5 separate regions of the Homo sapiens genome follow, and regions 1, 2, 3 and 5 are each linked to region 4. The links are chromatin contacts, found by Hi-C or POLR2A ChIA-PET in ENCODE. All regions are on one chromosome and are shown on one strand. The core of a region is the stretch at or near the end of the contact, and the rest is flanking DNA. Distances in the headings are between cores, read along the strand shown.

Region 1 (3,712 bases), core at 354-2,853, 390 kb before region 4:
GCAAAGAGCTCCTGCACACCCACGAGAACCTTCTCGGATAAGGTGGCTGTCGGCAGTGGTCGGTTAAGCTCCTGAGAGACTGTGTTCCCTGTTGGGGTTGATGCAGAGTTGGGTGCACCTTCGGAGACTTCCATTTGCAAACATCCCTTTGCTAACTTAAAGATAACAGCCCTAGAGGTGGCTTTACTGGGAAGCTAATGATGCTTCAGGCTCCTTTACTTACACAGCCTCTTTCCAAGGCCTCGTTCTCTGCATATTGTTTGTTTTTTCTTAAAGGAGGTCTCCCATGGCATGGTTCAGACCACTCCAAACCTGGCCCACTCCAGCACATACCTACTGGTGCTTTGCCATGCTGTACCTACGACTTGTTAAGAACTGTAGCAAACACTGTGTGGGCCTCACTGGCCAGGACCTTGTTGGAAATGCTCTTGAGTTTGTCAAGGGTGAAGCTTAAGGACTTGAAGAAGGTGTGAAATAATATTTGTGAAAGAAGAAGTTTAGCCTAAGCCATTTAATTTTTGTTTTGTTTTGTTTTTTTTGAGATGGAGTCTCACTCTGTCACCCAGGCTGGAGTGCAGTGGCACGATCTTGGCTCACTGCAGCCTCTGCCTCCTGGGTTCAAACAATTCTCCTACCTCAGCCTCCTGAGTAGCTGGGACTACAGGCACGCACCACCATGCCTGGCTAATTTTTGTATTTTTTTTTTTTTTTTTTTTAGTGGAGATGGGGGTTTTACTGTGTTGGCCAGGCTGGTCTCAAACTCCTGACCTCAAGTGATCTGCCTTCCTCGGCCTCCCAAAGTGCTGGGATTACAGGTCTGAGCCACCGTGCCTAGCCCGTAAGCCATTTAATTTAAAAAATCTATATAGAAGTCACTCAGAAATGTTTTCCAAATGACTCTTTGGAACCCTGACTTATCTGATGATAAGCACCTCTTCTACACAGATTTGTTTAAACATCTTAAAAGATGACTGTCTATCTAAGTCTAGCTATGGGTGTTTCCCCTGATAGAGGGACTGCTTTTGTAGTAATAATGAACCTACTCTCTGTGCCCTCCCCAGCTTTCCTGCTGGGATGACAGCAGGGGGCAGGGGCACTGGCATCAGGCACCTAAGTATCTAAGTCCTGCGTGTAGTTCACAGCTTTGAAAACACTTTGCCACATTCAAACTGATTTCCATTTAGAAGGCAAATCTCAGTTGGGGCACACGGGGACCAGGCTCTGTTCTGCAGGGTGTCACCCATCTAAATCTCCTGTTGGCTCAGAAGAGAGCACTGGCGTGGACAGAGCAGAGTTTTGTCAGATTCCAACCAAGGGTAGTGCAATGACTCTACTGACTGGAATTTACAATTCTCATTAAACGCTCTCAAAACGTCGCCTGTTTTGAACATATGCTTCTTAGAAAAAACTTAGATATCAAATGACTCAGGGATACCTGATTTTTTTAAAAGAGCTTTTCCTAATTTTCCACTCTGCCAGAATTCCAAGGGCGATGGGTTCATAAACCTTCATGGCTGTGATTCTCATTTGAGAAAGTCATGGGGGAAAATGGCCAGTATTTTCAGGGTTACTGTGGAGATGGCCATGACAAATATTCTTACACTTCCCTTTTTTTTTTTTTAAACCTTTGCTTCTAATTCTTATTTGCCCATTTCTTGTTGACTTTTCTACTTAACTTTCTTGCTCTCTGGACTCACCAACTCTCTTCCCCTCTATCCTTCTTCCCCATTGATTTCTCTCCCACTTCTCCTTTTTCCGTCTTCTCTTTTTCTTCTTTGTTTCTTCCTTTCTACCTCTCTCTTTTTTACTTTGAACCCTTTTCCCTCCGCTACCCAGCCTTCCTGGCTTTTCATTTGAGGACCCTTTTACCTTCCACCAGTAGAGGGAGACATCACCGCTCGCTTTTTCTCTCTTACAATTTGGTGGCTGTGCATACATCCCGGCTAACACCAAGAAGCCGTTGGTTATGTTTGAATTGATCTAACCAGTTATATAATCCTAAGGAAAAACAGCTGACCACTTAGATATCTGACAGTGATAGTCCATCTACTCTGAACAGAAAACTGAGATACTCATGTTTTTATTCCAAAACAACCTTTTAAAAGTTCATATGTATCAAATATTAGGTTGAATCATATGACATTACCAATTTTTAAGGTCAAAAATTGGCCGAATGCTGGATACTAATAGAATAGAATTTTGATTTCTTGTAAGAGTGTCTATGAAAAGACCTTTCTGCTGGCAGCATAAAAATCCCACTGTCTGGAGTGCTGGAGCTTTTGCTGTCATTGCAGTAAGTCACTGTGACAGCTGATTTACTGCCCAAATGAAGTGTCGGCATGTAACTTGCAAAGAAGTTTATGGCTTCAGATGTCTGGAAGTCATACACATTAGCACTTAATGTTACAATTTAAAAATGCCATAGAGATCATTCCTGTTTCTGCAGATTCTCAAATAAAATTGCTCATGTAGGAATACATTTTATTTTACCCTAGCTGACGTCTTGTCTGAAAAAACCGAGTGTACAGATGCTACTAAAAGCAAAACTAGGAGCTTTCTAGATGGTCTGTGTACAAATTAAGAATGAGTGAAATTATTTATTTCTTTTGCTCCAATTCTGTCAAAAGCATTAGAGTTACGCATCATGTATTTCTGCTTGGCTGTGAAGCTCTGTTCTGGGGTCTTATGAATGCTTATTAACAGTTACAGAAACACCACAGTCTTCTAAAGTCCACCTAAAATGCAGGTGCAGGTTGGAAGGAGAGCTTTTTTGTATTCTTTTATTTAACATTATCATTTACGTTTGCCTAAGTTATTTTTTTTCCTACTACATTTGATTTTTCAGATTACATGGAGAGTTCTTCTGCAATACTAGCTTAATAAATCATGCAACTGCTGGTTTAATCTTGTTTTGATACTGGATTGGGGTATTTAAAATGTTAGGTTAAGTAAATACAGTAAATGATTTTCTAAAAACAAAATTGTAGCAATTATGTACCATGTTACTATCTTTGCATTTAGCATGCGATCCCAAAGGACCTTTGTAGCAACAAGTGCCAGATATAAGCATAAATGATGACACCAATGCTATACAAAAGTTAAATTATTTGACAATCAAATGAAGTGTGTACACTAAAAAGTGGATCATAACTGGATGTCGTGAGTATGTCATGCATATACATTGTTCTAGATAGAACTTCAATGTTAGCTCATAATAAAAGCCAATAATGAGGGAAGCAGCAATAATGAAAATGTGGTCCTCAGCTGGCTCTGGGTTATCTGCACATACTTCCAGTATGGGTCCTTGAAATTTCATAGGAGTTCAGATGGCAAGAGACACCTGTGGTCACACCCATCACATTATTGCTTTAGATGTCACATTGTTGCTTCCCTAACATTTTCTTCCTTGAGAATTTATAGTAGAGAGAAAATTTCATAGGCACTGAATAACCACCCCCATCCCCCACTTGTGAGAGAGGATACACTAACACTGAATTTTCCCATTTTTGAGATAATAAATAAGACCTCATTAGGTACTTTGATGCCAGCTTTCTATCAATATTTATCTAATTTTTTGACCTGCAATATCAGGGTGCTTATCTAGACGTAAAATTATAAAGCATTTATCTCTAATTTCTAAAGTATTGCATATTTCCTTAGGAGCACGTCTTCTATCATTCAAGAAATACCTTTCTTATCCGGATACTGGTCC
Region 2 (3,980 bases), core at 1,413-3,912, 340 kb before region 4:
GAGTGCTCTGAGGTCTGGGTTTCCAAGCTGAGCTCCTTGGGTGCTGGGCAGGCCTCTGGCCCCCTCTCTCACCTCTTCTTCCTTCCCCTTGAACTATAGCAGTTAGACCTATGTCTGTTTTATATACTGAGTTTCCTCATTATTTTTCATTTTCTAAAATGGATCACTGCTTATAACAACCAAAACAAAACAAAACAAAACAAAACAAAAATGCAGTCAGCTAGTAAATGTGGCAAATGTTGACTGTAATTATTGTGAGCAGCTCTGAGTGAAGTTCCTAGGGTGCGATGCTGCCCCCTTATGAAACACCACATGATGGGCACTGCTGGCAGGATGTAGGACTCTACGGCAGAGGACTTGAACTTGGGTCCTGGCCTTTTGCCTAGTGATATGATGTGCACAGTTTCTGGGCCTCAGCAAGTCGGATATGCTATAAAAGGTTATTTCCAACTCAAATACTACGATTCCATAGCTAAATAAAACTTTTCAAGAACTGAAGTCAATTGTGTCTACACATTTCACACAATGAGGAAGTGCTGGCCAGCCCAGCAGCAGGAACTCTACAAATAAAGTATTTACGAGAACAGGGGCGCTTACAGACCCAGCCTAGGCCCAGAACAGGTTGGTGGCTCTAATGGCACTCAGAAATGACGAAGTACGACATCAATACCCCTGCCAGCAGACTTGGGTCCGCACAGACGTCTGGAGCTCTAAATACAGTGTGCTGTTTTTGTTTCTTGTTGTTCACATAAAGCTGCAAGCACTTCACTGAGTCACTGCAGTCCAGTCAGCAGGTCCTTAATTACTTTTCTCAACAAAGGCACTCAAAAGAACAGGCAAAGTTCTACCAGTTAGGACCGGCTATGGAATGTCGGGGGCCCGTGGCAAAATGAAAATTTGGGGCAGCTGCTTAAAAATCATTAAGAATTGGCCGGGCACAGTGGCTCATGCCTGTAATTCCAGCACTTTGGGAGGCGGAGGTGGGTGGATCCCCTGAGGTCAGGAGTTTGAGACGAGCTTGGTCAACATAGTGAAATCCCACCTACTAAAATTACAAAAATTAGCCAGGTGTGGTGGCGGGCACCTGTAATCCCAGCTAGCTGGGAGGCTGAGGCATGAGAATCGCTTGAACCTGGGAAGCAGAGGTTACAGTGAGCCAAGATTGCACCATTGCACTCCAGCGTGGGTGACACAGTGAGACTCTGTCTCAAAAAAAAAACAAAAAAAAAACATGAAGAGTTTCAAGCTGGAGAGAGCAGAACACGAAGTCCATCTGGGGCCCCGTGTGAGGAAGCAGGTCACACACTGGTGACCCCGGCCCTGCTAACTGCCATAGTGTTACGGCCTGGGAATGTGATTTTCCCATTTGTGGCAGATCGATGTCTAGCGATTCCATGGGGTTTTCTGAGAGGATTTATAGAGAGTTTTTCTAAGAACATCACACAGTGAGGAAGTTGTGATTTCCTCGGAGTTAAGGCCTAGTCAACAGCCCCTTCTCTATGGAGAGCCTTGGGGCTTTTCTTCCCCTTGAACTACAGCAGTTAGACCTATGTCTGTTTTATATATTGAGTTTCCTCATTACTTTTCATTTTCTAAAATGGATCACTGCTTACATCAACCAAAAAAAAAAAAAAATCAGTCAGCTAGTAAATGTGGTAAAGTTGACTGTAAATCAGTCAGCTAGTAAATGTGGTAAAGTTGACTGTAATTTTTGTGAGCAGCTGTGAGTGAAGTTCCTGGAGGTGGGGCTGCTCCCTTATGAAACACCACACAGTGGGGCACTGTTGATGGGATGTAGGACTCTATGGCACAGGACTTGAACTTGGGTCCTGGCCTTTTGCACTCCCCGCCCCCCCATCCCCCCTACCAAGAGCTGCGGTGTCTTCACCCAGGTGCACCAGCCAGCGGTGGGGGGGCTTGCCAAGAGCTGCCATTTTCTAGCCTGGGCGAGGCTGACTGGGTGAAGGTGTGATGGGAACAAGTTTACCAAGGAAGAAGGATATAATATCAGGGAGACCACGAGAGGAAGAGTCAGCAAACACTAAAACTGTCAGCCCTTTCAATACTATTTTCCAAGAGTATCAGAAACTGTTTATAGCCTCCAGGGCAACCGTTCTTAGACTTTTTTTTTCATTCCTTACTGGTTTAAAACTCTGATGACAGCTATGGATCCCTTCACTCTCGTGCACTCACACATTTTAGGTACAATTTCCCGAAGCCTATTCCTAGGCCCCAGGTTAAGAATGGATGACCTATCAGGTTAGTTCACAGAAACTGAAATAACTTATTTCAGATGATGAGATGGATGGGCTGCCTACTGCTCCAACAAGGCTGCTTGAAATGATTTATTTCAACCAGAATTTAAAACTGAGCTGTTCTAAGAAGGCAGGCCAACAGGTGCCTATCGTGTGGCATGCTAAATGTGCCATCCCCAGGGTCCCGGAGGTATACAACCTAAAATCCCAGCCCCAGGCAGGCTGACACCCTGGGCTAACCCCGGCATAAGTCAATGGAATCCTTGGCCTACTCAGAAGGAGCTACTCTAATTACGCTTTATTCCAGGATTTCTTAAACTAAGGGTTGTGATCAAATAGTGAGTCATGAAATTGATTTAGCTGGTCATGACCAGCACTAAAAACAAACAATAAAATAGAAAGTATCAAGGCATCTTCTGTTGAGAAAGGCAAGCACTGTTTCATGCCTTTTATGTGCATCTCTGTGCACTGGATCCCAGTAGAAAATGTATTTCCTACTGTGAGTTGCTGTAAAACACAAAAAGTTTGAAAGCTACTGTTTTATTCGAATTTGTAGGAGGCACACGTGAGGCCCTCCGATATCTGTTGAGTAGATAAATACACGTGTAGGTTGCGTCAGTCACAGACCTAAAGACACCATGAGTCATTTTCAGTGATGGCATTTCCACCCTCCCAGAACTGTGCAAGGATTACTAGCTCTTGATCAGACTTAATTTTTTTTAAATGATCATTTCTCTTGGAGTCTGACATTTTAAAATTTGTGCTTCTGGTAGGTTTGAGGGTGAAGGATATGGGTTTCATTTAGTTTAGATTGGGTGCCCGAGGCTTTTTTTTTCCCCCCAGTTGAGAACACTAACCTCATCATAGGGCCAAAAAAGCAATATACTTTTTTTTTTTTTCTCTAAGAGAGAAGACTACGATGGAGACATGAAGGTAGATACAGCAAGAGGAGCATCAAATTCTCTTTTTCTTCTTCCCTCCCTTCTCTCCTTCAGTAAATACTAACTGAGCAGCTGCATGCCAGTCAAGGAGTTGGCTGCTGGGAATACAGTAAGGGAAACTGACACAGGCCTGGCCTCTTGAAGCTTACCCAACTGTGGGCAGAGACATCGGCCACTCGAGTCCACACATCCCCAGTGTATACCATGACAACCCTGGTCAGAGCTATGAAGGAAGCATACAGAAAGCTATGGGAAGTGTGTGCAGTGGCAGGCTTCCCTGAGGAGCCCACGCCTGAACATCTCCCTGAAAGATGAGCAGGAATTAACAGAGAGGAACCAGAGGAGACCTCGGGGCTGGAGCCCAGGTGGCATGCAGGACTACGGTGCAAGCCGAGAGAGGTGGGTCTTGTATACTAGGTTAAGGATTTTGGCCTCCTTCCCATAGTGATGAGATTCTGTTTGGAAACGGTCACTCTGATGTCAGCATAGAGGCTGGATTAGATGAGGAGCAGAGTGGATGGTGGGTGTCCTCCGAGAGACCTTTGCACAGTTAAAGTGAGAGATGATGGCGGCTTGCAGCTGGCCGAGGCAGTGCACAGAAGGAAAGGGATGAAGTGGTTTAAGCTGGGATCCACCTAGTAAGCAAACTGTACAGAGCCTGGTGATGGATTAGGTGAGCAGGGTGTGGCAGAGAAAGGAGTCGGTAGGACCCTCACGTCTGTGTAGCCTGTGAATGGGGCTGGCCCTCAGCAAGGTGGGGGGTCACTGGGGAAAGATGATTTGG
Region 3 (3,807 bases), core at 720-3,219, 260 kb before region 4:
AACCTCCTGAAGGAGGTGAGACTAATGGGACATCCCAGTTGACCCACAGACTGGCACGGCTTCACAGCTGAAGGAAGCACTGTGCACAGTATGGCAAATTCTTAGTCCGAGCTCAGATGACTTGAAAATGGCTCCTCCATATTTCTGAGCAACTGTGGATGGGAACTCCAATGCTGAGTGCCATCTGTGTTGAGGAAGACTCCATCCCCAAGGGCCTGGATCTGATACAAGATGATGAGGCAGCTGCCAAAGATATAAACACCAAATGGAATCCTATTTCTGTCTCAAGAATTGTGACCTACATACAACTCAGGGCAGTGTAGCAAACAGGCTACAGGCATCTTAGTCTTCATAAAGATTAACTGGAAAGTGACAGGGGGAAAAATAAGAATACATCTTCATAACATAAAAGAAATTAGCTAATTTAGCACCGGATACTAAAATGATGAGAAGCCTTTACAGAACTCTCCCTCCAATCATATACATCAGCAAGAGCTGTTTGATTTTGGATATGATGATAAATACCTATGCACAAACTGCCAAAGCATTGTACATTAGAGGTACAGAAATTCATTCCAGGTAATAATTAGAAATGTAGCACTGCCAAAAGATTATATGGAATTTTTTTCAGTTCAAATAGCAATCTCTTTGAATCTTTAGTAAAAATTGTTTTTGTGCATTGATGTTTATACATGAAAAATGGAACTGTTTTCTGGGCGCTATATTATCTGAGACCACACAATCAGAGTGCATCCTTCCTCTGCTCAGAACTAAATATTTGATATTGGTCATTAAAAAGATAGATGGAGCCGGGCGCGGTGGCTCACGCCTGTAATCCCAGCACTTTGGGAGGCCGAGGCGGGCGGATCACGAGGTCAGGAGATCGAGACCATCCCGGCTAAAACGGTGAAACCCCGTCTCTACTAAAAATACAAAAAATTAGCCGGGCGTAGTGGCGGGCGCCTGTAGTCCCAGCTACTTGGGAGGCTGAGGCAGGAGAATGGCGTGAACCCGGGAGGCGGAGCTTGCAGTGAGCCGAGATCCCGCCACTGCACTCCAGCCTGGGCGACAGAGCGAGACTCTGTCTCAAAAAAAAAAAAAAAAAGATAGATGGAGGGATAGATAGACAGACAGACAGGCAGACAGATAGATAGATATAAAATCATTTTAGCATCAAACAGACACTGACATCCCAGAATCAATACTGTCATTAATTCTATATTCATGTTTAGAGACTGGCTTACAGGTTAGAATTTGACATAATGCTGATTCCTTGAACAAAACCCCTAAGACTAAATTAATTTCTTAAACATTTGGATAAGAAACATGGATTTCATTATTGGGTAATTAGGTCACTCTGTTTTCCAGAGGACATTCTTTGGGAGAAGATTAACTTAAAAACTAAACAAAACAAAAGAACAATATTAACAAGATATAGCAGAGACATTAAAACCAAGTGCCCTTTGGAACAAGAAGTAGAGAATCTTTTCCTGTATCAAAACAATTTGAGTCCTCTTTTAATGTTTTGTCTATAAATGGATACACATAAAAAAAGTTTGTTAATAGTAGCTCATGACTCCTGACTGCAGCAAATGGCCTACATTTGATATTTTTGGTCTGTCCTGTACGTATGAAAGCATAAACATGAGAATAACTGTTTTTTAGACATAACCACGAGGCATACATTTATTATTACACAGGAAGAGGAAGTGGCCTTGCTGCATTATTGCCACACTCCAATCCAGGGAGTTGCTACTTTGCAGAAATCACAAAGTAACCTAGCATTTTAAGTTTCAGATTCTCGATTGCAAAGCATTTCAATAATAAGTAGCTAAGGCAAACAATCATAAATGAAATAACCTGAGCCAATGACTCACACATCTGAAATAATCAGAGTAGCATTGTGAGAAATGGAGGTTTTAAGGGTTGCAATAGAAATGACCCCTTTTCCTTTTCAAATGAGTCACTGCAAAACAAAGGTACTTTTCACTTACAGGCAGGAACATAAGCACCATTCATTTTGTGATTTGTTCCTTAATCACATACTTAGAAATAAATCTACCACCACAAGGCAAAGATGAGCGCATTACTTGGAGACAAATAGAGGAAAAAGTAGATTCAGAAATCATATCCACTCACAACTCCAGAATAGGAAAAACCAAATAGATGATTTCATAAAACTCCCAAGAGTGACATTCCCCTACAAGATCACGATGGCAGGACCCCGTGCCTGGAAAGCACGATTAGTGACTAATCGTGTTAATTACCCCAGACGCACAGAGCCAGGAGTCTATGCATGCCTGTATGAAGGGAGGGAATTTAAATCAATGAGCCCAGGGACTAACGTGGAAAATATGAGCAAAGCAAGCTGGAAGGAAAAGCTCAAACCCAGAGAGCATGGAGGTGACAGTAGAACTCCACATACCCATTTGTAGACTACAAACTTGATGTTCAGTTTCATCAAAGCTCAACAGCTCTTTTTCACACGCGTCTCTCTGTCTACCTTTGTCGGGTGAGAACTGTAGCTTTCAGGCTTGCTAAGGGAGGAGGAAGGTGAAGGTCACCCTACCGAGTCGAGGAATGTCACTTAGGAAATCTGGTTTTTCCCTACAGGACTTCTGGCTAGATGCAGAGTTAAACAGGGATGTCTCCAAACACAGCACAGTCTTGCCTTGAACCTGCAGAGTTCATGAGTGAGGAGAGGGGCTCCAGGCTTCAAGCACTTGCGTGAACAGAGAGCGGAGGAGGGGAGACAAGGAGAGTGCTCTCTTCTGCCCGTGGGGCCCAAACACCCTCCAAGCATGCAAGACAGAGTTAGTGTCCTTACTCTTAACTCAGGGCCTCCCAGACCACCCAGAGAGGTCTACTTAAGATACAGGACCTGGGAATCTGTAGCTTTATAATACAGGCTTCAAATCATAGTGTGTAAACAGCCCAATTTACTCATCTACTATTGAGAATGTACAAGAGCTTACTAGTGAATATTGTGGTGCATCAACATTTTTGCCAAGTGATTCTGAGTTGCATTTAAAATTCCAGGAAGAGGCCGGGAGTGCCTATAATCCCAACACTTTGGGAGGCTGAGGTGGGCAGATTGCTTGAGCTCAGGAGTTTGAGACCAGCCTGGGCAACATGGCGAAACCCCGTCTCTACAAAAAAAATACAAAAACCAGCTGGCTGTGGTAGTGTGTGACTGTAGTCCCAACCACTTGGGAGGCTGAGGTGGGAGGCTGGCTTGACCCTGGGAGGCTGAGGCTGCAGTGAGCCAAGATCATGCCACCGCACTCCAGCCTGGGCAACAGAGCCAGACCCTGTCTCAAAAACATGAAATGAAATGAAATGAAATGAAATGAAATGAAATGAAATGAAATGAAATGAAATGAAATGAAATAGAATTCCAGGAAGCCAGAGGCTTCTGGGTAGCATGTGAATCATGGGAGGGAAAGCCAACACTGTTTTGCCCCAAAAGTTGCTCTTTAATGTCCAGACATTACTTAGGCATGGCAACCACATGCCCCAGATTTCCCATTCGAGTCCTGGTTCAGGTGAATGTTTTGTCATTTTCAGACCATGTGTGGCTGCTGAGCTAATTGGCCAAAGTAACTCCATTTTGCTTTCTGTGCATCCTGGAACCGTAAGGCATCGTCAGGGCAAGCCAGGGCCCTTCCGAGAAAGCTCTTCCTAGAGCTGCTGGTGTGTGTGCTGGGAAGACCTGCACATACCAAGCGTCCAGGGTAGTGATTTGGGATTTGTCCTGGCACTAAACAGCATTCTAAGGTTTAGCTGCCTCTGACCCTGGCTTATATT
Region 4 (3,717 bases), core at 777-3,276:
AGTGAACATGGCTTGCTCTTCTAACTAAAGAAAGTGAAGGAGGGATATTTGTGGCATGTTTGTTTTTTGAGAATAAAATAATCGTTGCCTACAATACATGGGTTGATCTAAAACCCCAAGCAGTCCCCAGGCCCCCTCCCTCCCTGGGGAGTGGAAGTGCTTGGAATCCTCCTTGCTGGGACTCAGGGCTGGGCTCTTGCCTTCTAGGGCCACTCCGGTGAGGTGAGATCATGACAACTTTCAAGGTTCTCTCTGCCTTGGGAGTGAAGCCCTGTGGACTTTGCACGCCCACCTGGAACAGGCCTGCTGTATGTGGAACTGTGTCCCCACAAAAGGTATGTTAAAGTCCAAACCCCTGGTGTTGAAGATTTCAGTGTTGAAGCCTTCTTTGAAAATCAGGCCTTTCCATTTTCAGCAAGTTAAAATGAAGCTATGTATGTATACACACACACTTTATTTATTTTATTTTTATTTATTTATTTTGAGAGGGGGACGCTGTCTCACTCTATCACCCAGGCTGGAGTACAGTGGCGCGATCTCAGCTCACTGCAATCTCCGCCTCCTAGGTTCAAGCGATTCTCCTGTCTCAGCCTCCTGAGTGACTGGGATTACAGGCACCCGCCACCAGCCTAATTTTTCGTACTTTTAGTAGAGATGGGGTTTCATCATGTTGGCTAGGCTAGTCACAAACTCCTGACCTCAGGTGATCCGCCTGCCTTGGACTCCCAAAGTGCCGGGATTACAGGAGGTTTTTTTTGTTTTGTTTTGTTTTAAACGGAGTCTCACTTGGTCGCTCAGGCAGGAGTGCAGTGGCGCGATCTCGGCTCACTGAAACCTCCGCCTCCCAGGTTCAAGCGATTCTCCTGTCTCAGCCTCCTGAGTAGCTGGGATTACAAGCGCCCGCCACCACCCCTGGCTAATTTTTGCATTTTGGGTAGAGATGGGGTTTCACCATGTTGGCCAGGCTGGTCTCGAACTCCTGACCTCAGGTGATTCGCCCTTCTTGGCCTCCCAAAGTGTTGGGATTGCAGGCGTGAGCCACAGCGCCCGTCCAAAATGAAGCTAAATTTGATGAGAGTGGGCTCTACTCCAAGACCACTGTTGTCCTTGTAAAAGGAGAAAAGACAGACACAGGGACACAGGGCCATGTGGCCACAGAGGCAGAGACTGGAGTGACGGGAGACAAGCCCCGAACACTGAGGACCCTGTACCCCAGAGGCCAAGAGAAAGGCATGGAACAGATTCTCTCCCCCAGCCTTCGGGGACCTTGACTCTGGACTTCCGGCCTCCAGAACCGCGTCTGTTGCTTGAAGCCTCCGGGTCTTCGCGGTGCAGAGAAGCGCCAGGCCTCCAGGGCCTCGCCTCCCGCCGCCCGCGCCCGGCCCCGGGTCCTCCCTCGGAAGCCGCCTGTCTGTCTGCCGCCGAGTCCCACCGGGCTTCGGCCGGCACTGCCCGTTTACCCTCCGTCCCTCCCATCCCTCCCGGCTCCTAGAGGAGCTGGGTCCGCGTCTAGCTCCTCGGCCCTCCCCGCGCGCTCGGCACCGCGCACGGCCCACGCTGGACAGATGTCCCCGGCCCTCTCCCCGGACGCCCCCAAGGCCCCTGCCTTCCAGGCCGAGCCTCCGCTGCCGCCGCTTCCCCGCGCTCTGCAGTCCCCGCGGCGCTCCCGGGGCCGCCGCTCGGCCGTGGTGCTCGCTTCGCCCAGCAGAGGGCGGCCGAGGCGCGGGCCTAGGCGGGGCTGTCGCCGCCTGTACGGGGCGGGCGGAGCGGGGCGCGGGCGACCTGACAGCGAGGCCCGGCGGCGCGTCCCCACAGCGGCCTCCCGCCCCGTCCGGGACCGGGGCTGCGGGGATGACCCCTAGCTGGAGGCCTTGGCTGCCTTTTGCTCTTTTGTTTTCTGTCTGGTCCCCTGGAACCGGGGCCACTGGAGGCTCCCGGAAACGCGCAGGCGACATCTCCCCGACCGTCCTCATCAGAAGCCCACGGAGCCCGTCCCGCCCACGCGTCCTGAAGGCGTGGCTGCGGGTGCCGTGGTCCCCAGGTCCCGCGTCTGGCCGCGCCCACCTGGCATCTCCCTGGACGCCCCCAGGCGCAGAGACTGAGCCTCCTCCCGGCTGCAGCGTCGGTCCCCGGGCGTGGCCGCCGTTCCCTGTCCCCCGCGCGTGCTCCCAGGAGAGTTCAGTCCTCAGCGCCCGCAGCTGCACCCTCTCGGAGCCCCTCATTTACCCACCTGTATCCCACTCCCGACCCCGGAACTCTCAGCACCCAGGGGCCGCCCTCTGCATGGTGGCTGCCAAAACCCAAAAACCAGAAGTGGGCTTTTCCTAGTGCCTTTTTGAGATCTAAGTGGTGTTTCTGGCGGTTTGGGTTTTAAGGTGCCATTTTCTGTCTACTTTCTTTACTTTCTCGAATGACTTTTTCTTGTTATAAGTAACTACATGTTCAAGGTCAAAAAATGAGAAAACATAAGCAAAAAAGGCACCTGAAATCCCAGCTTCCATCAATAACTATAGGAATATTTTGGTGTCTGCTGCCACATTTTCCCCTCTGCGTGTGGGTGTGTGTACGGTGATATGTTATTTTTCCAAAATAGGGATCCCTCCCATCCACCTCGGCAATCTGCTTTTCCACAGAGCAAGGCAGTGAGAACGTCTCTCTGTGAACCACAGTGAAGACGCACCCAGCAGGGTATAGGAGCTGGGCCCGCTGGGAGGGCGAGTGTGGGCGGGGCATAGCCGGCAAACCCAGCCCACCCGAGGCCTGGCCAGGGGAGGGCCCTCCCTGTGAGCCTCCTGGGGGCCCATGGGCCCTGTTACCTACGTCGCCTTGGTTGGTGAGGTCTCATCCCTGGCTGCAGCTGCCGGGCTTCAGGGTGTCCTTTTAAAGAGCACCTCGAAGAAGAAAATCCCATCCTTTCCTCTAGTCCCGGAAGAGTCCATCTGCAGTTGAAACAACTCTGCCCTTTGTAGAGTGGCTCTTTCTTGTGTGGATTTAAATACAAGGAATACAAAACAAATTCATATTGACCCCAAGGAGCCCCATTCCTCCCTCCGCCTCCGGACAACTAGGGTGCCTCCAGATCAGCAGTTCTCAATGAGAGGCTGGGGGGAGGGGGTTGGTGGGTGGAGTTTTGCCTCTCTTCCCCCAGGGGACGTCTCTGGTATTGCCTAGAGACACTAAGAGGGTGCTACTGGCACCTCGTGGGTAGAGGCCAGGATGCTGCTAAGCATTCTGCCATGCACAGCACAGGTCCCCACGAAAAAAGAATTCACTGCTGAAAATGTCGGTAGTGCCCAGATTGAGAAATCCTGTCCAGATGTTTCTCGACACTCTTCCAGGGGTCCAGGAGCCCAGGAGTCCCGAAGCCTAGGTCTGCCTACAGCACCGTCCAAGGGGTAATGGCCCTGGCTGATCACTCCCAGGCCACGTCCATTAGCCCAGGACCTGAAACGACTGGCGACCAAGAAGGGCCAAGAGGTTGCAACTGCAGTCTGTGGAAATGAGAGGCCCTGGGCAACGGGGCGTCAGGGGAGGAGATGAATTCAGTAGCTGAGGCTCTGTTTCGTTTTGTTTCACTGTGCATGGATTCAGGTTGTTTCCTAAGGCTCTATGTGCCTCGTTTATGAGTCTTTCCTTTCAAAACAATTCAAGATGTCCCAGCATTTCAACCCTCTGACTGCAGAACTCCACATTGCTAGAGCTCAAAGGAACCTTTGA
Region 5 (4,027 bases), core at 973-3,472, 480 kb before region 4:
AGCTGTTGGTGTTTTTCAGGACCTGAGGTCTTCTTCCACTGTCCTCACTGGGAACGTGAATGCCGCTGCTTCCCAGATCCCTGCCTTCAGTTCAGGTCTCCCTGTTGAACTCAGGTCTCATCTGTGCAACTTCCTGCTGCACAGCTTCCTGTGACCATCTCTCAGGCGTCTCCTACTCAACAGGTTCCATCATCCCTACCTGTCTTGCTCACGCAGGCATCCATGCTAGCGTTCACCCCATAAATACTTCTCAGACACCCATTACCTGCTAGTCACTACACGTGCTGACCATACAGCTGTGACTCAGCCACAGTCCCACCCTCATGGGGCTTATCCAGGGGACATGGTGTCACCATGTGCCCAGTGACCCCAGCCAGAGCCTTCAGTCATCCTTACCCCTGACCTCTCCCACTTACCATTGTTTAGTTGGTAGATTTGATCTGTTCTTCTTCCTGCCCAACTCCGGAAGCCTCCCCTTCCTCTGCCCCCACCAAGAGTGTCTTTTCCCCAGGCCCTTGTCATTTTGCTCTGGGATCATCGGGAAGCTCCTCACTGCTCTCCTATCCCCAGACTTGCCGCTCTCGAATCCATTCTCCATGCTGCTAGAGTAATGATATTTCTGAAATCACATTTATGATATTGCCATTTCCCTGTATAATATTCTCCCAAAGACCCTCATAGCATTCCATGTAACATCTAGCCTCCTTGGCATGGTAGAAAAGGCCTTTTAGGTGACCTGGCCTCATCTGCTTCTTTTTTCTTTCTTTTCTTTTTCCTTCCTTCCTCTCTTTTTTCTTTCTTTCTTTCTCTCTTTCTCTTTCCTTCTTTCCTTCCTTCCTTTCTTCTTTCTTTTCTTTTCTTTTTTGATAGGGTCTTGCTCTGAAGACCTTGGAGGCTGGAGTGCAGCAGTGAGATCACACCTCACTGTAACTTTGAACTCCTGGGCTCAAGTGATCCTCCTGCCTCAGCCTCCTGAGTAAGTGGGACTACAGGCATGCACCACCATGGCCGGCTAATTTTTAATTTCTTTTTGTGGAGACGAGGTCCTGCTATGTTGCCCAAGCTCCTCAAACTCCTGGCCTCCCCATCTGCTTCTTAGTCTTCTTGTTACCATTCCTCCTGAGACCTACGCTCCAGCTGTGGGGACATTTCTCAGGCCTACCCCCTATGCTGGTGCCAACCCCTTCACCCAGAATCCCTCCACCCGACGCCAGCCCTAGCCCCTATTCCTTTCTTTGATTGCCTGCTCCTAGTCATCCTTCAAAGCTTGGTTCAGCTGCAAGCTTCCCAGTATGGCTGTGCAAGGGGCATTGCAAAGAGGTGGAGGGTGCCCTGTGCACATCTGAGGTCACTGTAGATTATGACAATTTTCTGGTACATAGTGATAAAATGAATGGTGCCACTGAGGTCATCAGCAGGGCAACTTCTGTCACTTCCTCCTGGAAATGTTCACTGGCCCTCCCAGTTTGCGTTGGGTGACTCTTCTCTGTCATGGCCATGTCATACCAAACTGTGACTGTTTATTAGTATCCATGCTCTTTTGGAGGATGAGCTCTTGGAGGACAGGACCGTGTCCTTCCCTTCTGTATACCTGGCACAAGAACTGATGGGCAGTCCGTGAAGGTTTGTTGAGTGAATGAGCGTGTCCCCGGTAACAGAGTGCCGTGGATAAGGCCCCAGGATCCTGAGTTAGAATCCTGGTGCTGCCTCTCCCATGCAGGGTGACTTAGACACAGCACTCCACAAGTAGCCACCCCATACCTCATACAAAGAGTATGGGGCTCAAGTGAGAAAGTGGCTGCCAAGCACTGAGGGAATGCATGGTGATTCTTACGACTGAATATTTTCCAGTGCTGAAGCTGCTTCTGTGTTGTGCTTCCTAGTCCACTTTTCTGGACTCCCTCTCTCGGTTTGTTTATTATTATTTTAATCCTCCTGAGTTTTACTAGAGAGGCAGCACCATCTTGGTAAATATCTTAACTGCCAGCTCCTGGTGGGGGGAGGGGGTGGAAGTTGAAGTGGAATTCAGTGCAGTGATGTGTGAGATAATGGAACACACACACATTACAGCTAAAGTCCAAGGGAAAGGCTGTCAGAATTAGCTGGATTCTCCCGGCGTCCTCTCTGCACCGGGGCTTGCGATCTGGCCCTCGGCCGCAGGTTGGCACAGCCTGCTTTGTTGCTGAGATGCCCAGTTTCCTCTCGCTCCTGCCCTCTGCTGGCCGGAATCAGATTCTTTCCCGCATATTTGACTCTGTTGCCTCTGGGGATCCGCCTGGGGATCCGCCTGCGTCTCGGGGGCCTGGTTTTCTTTGCTTATTCACTTGCTTGCTGGAGTGTCTATTCCCTGCTTGCTGCATTAGAAGCTATGGGGTACACAAGTGATGCTGGTCCTCAAAGTCCACCTTCAAGGAGCAAGAAATTTGGATAATCTTGGAGAAGCAGAAGCCAGGACCTCAATCCAGAACTCTGTGCCTGGAGCAATGAAGGAGTTATTGTCCCCAGACATGGCACACCAGATTGCAAATTTATAAAGACAGGGAATCATACTTATGTAGAGCTTCGCAATTTACAGAGCACCAAGACATACATTTTCCAATTTAACTCTTTTTTTTTTTTTAGACAGAGTCTCACTCTGTTGCCCAGCTAGAGTGCAGAGTGCAGAGGAACAATCACAGCTCACTGCAACCTCCACCTCCTGGGTTCAAGCAATCCTCCTGCCTCAGCCCCCCAAGTACTTGGGTCTACAGGCACTTGCCACCACGCCCAGCCAATTTTTGTATTTTTTGTAGAGACAGGGTTTCACCATGTTGCCCAGGCTGGTCTTGAACTCCTGACCTCAAGTGATCTGCTTACCTCAGCCTCCCAAAGTGTAGGGATTACAGGCATGAGCCACCATGCCTAGCTAATTTAACCCTTTCAAGCAAACCACTGAGGATGGTATTAATGAAATAAAATAGAAATTGTGTTGGGAGACTGACATTTACTGTCATCAGATGTGATTACTGGCAAACATCTTGTTAGTCAGCTGATGTTATGTCTCACCTCAAAGGACACACTTGATGGGTGGGTGGGGGAAAGCCAGTAAGCCAGGAGTTTCAAAGGAACACTGTGTGGTCTGACCCACACTGTCTTTCCGTAGCATCTGAACTTTCTGTCCCTGCCTCTCCAGCAATGTCTGAGAAGATCAAAGTCTGAGGAGACAGATGTGACTCCTGGAGAGGCATCCAATGGGTAGTTCTCCACTTCTGCCTTGCAACCGTGATCCCAGAAATTCTGAAAGGGCACTTTTAGGATTAAAAGCATTTAGCTTCGTTTCTTCCTTTGTAGGAATGGAAAATCAAAATCACTCTGAAGTCGTGGTTTCTTTTAAGATGCAAAACAACTCCTTTCAAGCCATTGCTTTTAAATCTCTCACATTCAAGCTTAAATCAGTGAGTGACATTGTCACCGTATAATCCGACTGAGTTAAATCGAATAGTGGGAAAGTGGCCTTTTCTTTCTTTAATCTTTGACAAAATAAGGCAAATTCTAAAATTATGCCCAACAGTCTATCAGTAGTCTTTGTTGTTCCACATGTTCAAAGAGAAATGTCTATAAACTCTCAGCTGGTGTTTTTCTAACCCGGAGGCATTCTCTTCCCTACCAGGAAGGGAGGAGTGACTAACATATGATGCTGAGAGAGGCCACTAGGAAAGAGATGGCTGAGAGGGAGAATTTCTCCCGGTGTCAGAGGCATGCGAACCAGAGCAACTCCATCTTGAATACAGAGCTGGGTAAAATGAGGCGGAGACCTACTGGGCTGCATTCCCAGACTGTTAAGGCATTCTAAGTCACAAGATGAGATAAGAGGTCAGCACAAGATGCAGGTCATAAAGACCTTGCTGATAAAGCAGGTTGCAGTAAAGAAGCCGGCCCTATCTCACCAAGACCAAGATGGCCACGAGAGTGACCTCTGGTCGTCCTCACTGCTACACTCCCACCTGCACCATGACAGTTTACAAGTGCCATGGCAATGTCAGGAAGT

Evidence for each region. A loop is a pair of places that touch in the nucleus more often than their neighbours do. ChIA-PET counts read pairs that join two places held with the same protein, here RNA polymerase II (POLR2A). Pooled maps may share reads with other maps.
Region 1: a loop to region 4 is called in a pooled map, with 13 times the contacts of the local background. The contact joins two enhancer-like sites. A Hi-C loop is called at or near these places in 8 of 50 pooled maps. POLR2A ChIA-PET finds 5 or more read pairs at or near these places in 2 of 52 experiments (activated CD4-positive, alpha-beta T cell and activated T-cell).
Region 2: a pooled map shows a loop between it and region 4 (3-fold over the local background). The contact joins two enhancer-like sites. A Hi-C loop is called at or near these places in 2 of 50 pooled maps. POLR2A ChIA-PET finds 5 or more read pairs at or near these places in 2 of 52 experiments (H1 and activated CD8-positive, alpha-beta memory T cell).
Region 3: a pooled map shows a loop between it and region 4 (2.8-fold over the local background). The contact joins two enhancer-like sites. A Hi-C loop is called at or near these places in 1 of 50 pooled maps. POLR2A ChIA-PET finds 5 or more read pairs at or near these places in 2 of 52 experiments (T-cell and activated naive CD4-positive, alpha-beta T cell).
Region 5: a loop to region 4 is called in a pooled map, with 4 times the contacts of the local background. The contact joins two enhancer-like sites. A Hi-C loop is called at or near these places in 2 of 50 pooled maps. POLR2A ChIA-PET finds 5 or more read pairs at or near these places in 3 of 52 experiments (OCI-LY7, activated CD4-positive, alpha-beta T cell and activated T-cell).

The regions. Positions count from the first base shown.
Region 1 is chr6:157,665,527-157,669,238 of GRCh38, reverse strand. All of the region lies in intron 8 of ZDHHC14 (zDHHC palmitoyltransferase 14), which reads right to left. Among named protein-coding and RNA genes, the nearest start is that of MIR3692, 140 kb to the right of the region's middle. Within about 2 kb of position 1,603, at least 2 of the 41 ENCODE cell types and tissues checked have a DNase peak (open chromatin) inside an H3K27ac peak, as active enhancers do.
Region 2 is chr6:157,612,018-157,615,997 of GRCh38, reverse strand. The region is part of intron 3 of ZDHHC14 (zDHHC palmitoyltransferase 14); the gene reads right to left. Among named protein-coding and RNA genes, the nearest start is that of MIR3692, 85 kb to the right of the region's middle. Within about 2 kb of position 2,662, at least 10 of the 41 ENCODE cell types and tissues checked have a DNase peak (open chromatin) inside an H3K27ac peak, as active enhancers do.
Region 3 is chr6:157,534,118-157,537,924 of GRCh38, reverse strand. The region is part of intron 1 of ZDHHC14 (zDHHC palmitoyltransferase 14); the gene reads right to left. Among named protein-coding and RNA genes, the nearest start is that of MIR3692, 6.9 kb to the right of the region's middle. RefSeq lists an enhancer at 3,798-3,807. Within about 2 kb of position 1,969, at least 14 of the 41 ENCODE cell types and tissues checked have a DNase peak (open chromatin) inside an H3K27ac peak, as active enhancers do.
Region 4 is chr6:157,272,865-157,276,581 of GRCh38, reverse strand. No RefSeq gene overlaps it. Among named protein-coding and RNA genes, the nearest start is that of TMEM242, 49 kb to the left of the region's middle. RefSeq lists silencers at 1,387-1,946, 2,147-2,236, 2,667-2,826 and enhancers at 1,621-2,452, 2,453-3,285. Within about 2 kb of position 2,026, at least 32 of the 41 ENCODE cell types and tissues checked have a DNase peak (open chromatin) inside an H3K27ac peak, as active enhancers do.
Region 5 is chr6:157,755,011-157,759,037 of GRCh38, reverse strand. No RefSeq gene overlaps it. Among named protein-coding and RNA genes, the nearest start is that of SNX9, 66 kb to the left of the region's middle. RefSeq lists a silencer at 3,427-3,721. Within about 2 kb of position 2,222, at least 10 of the 41 ENCODE cell types and tissues checked have a DNase peak (open chromatin) inside an H3K27ac peak, as active enhancers do.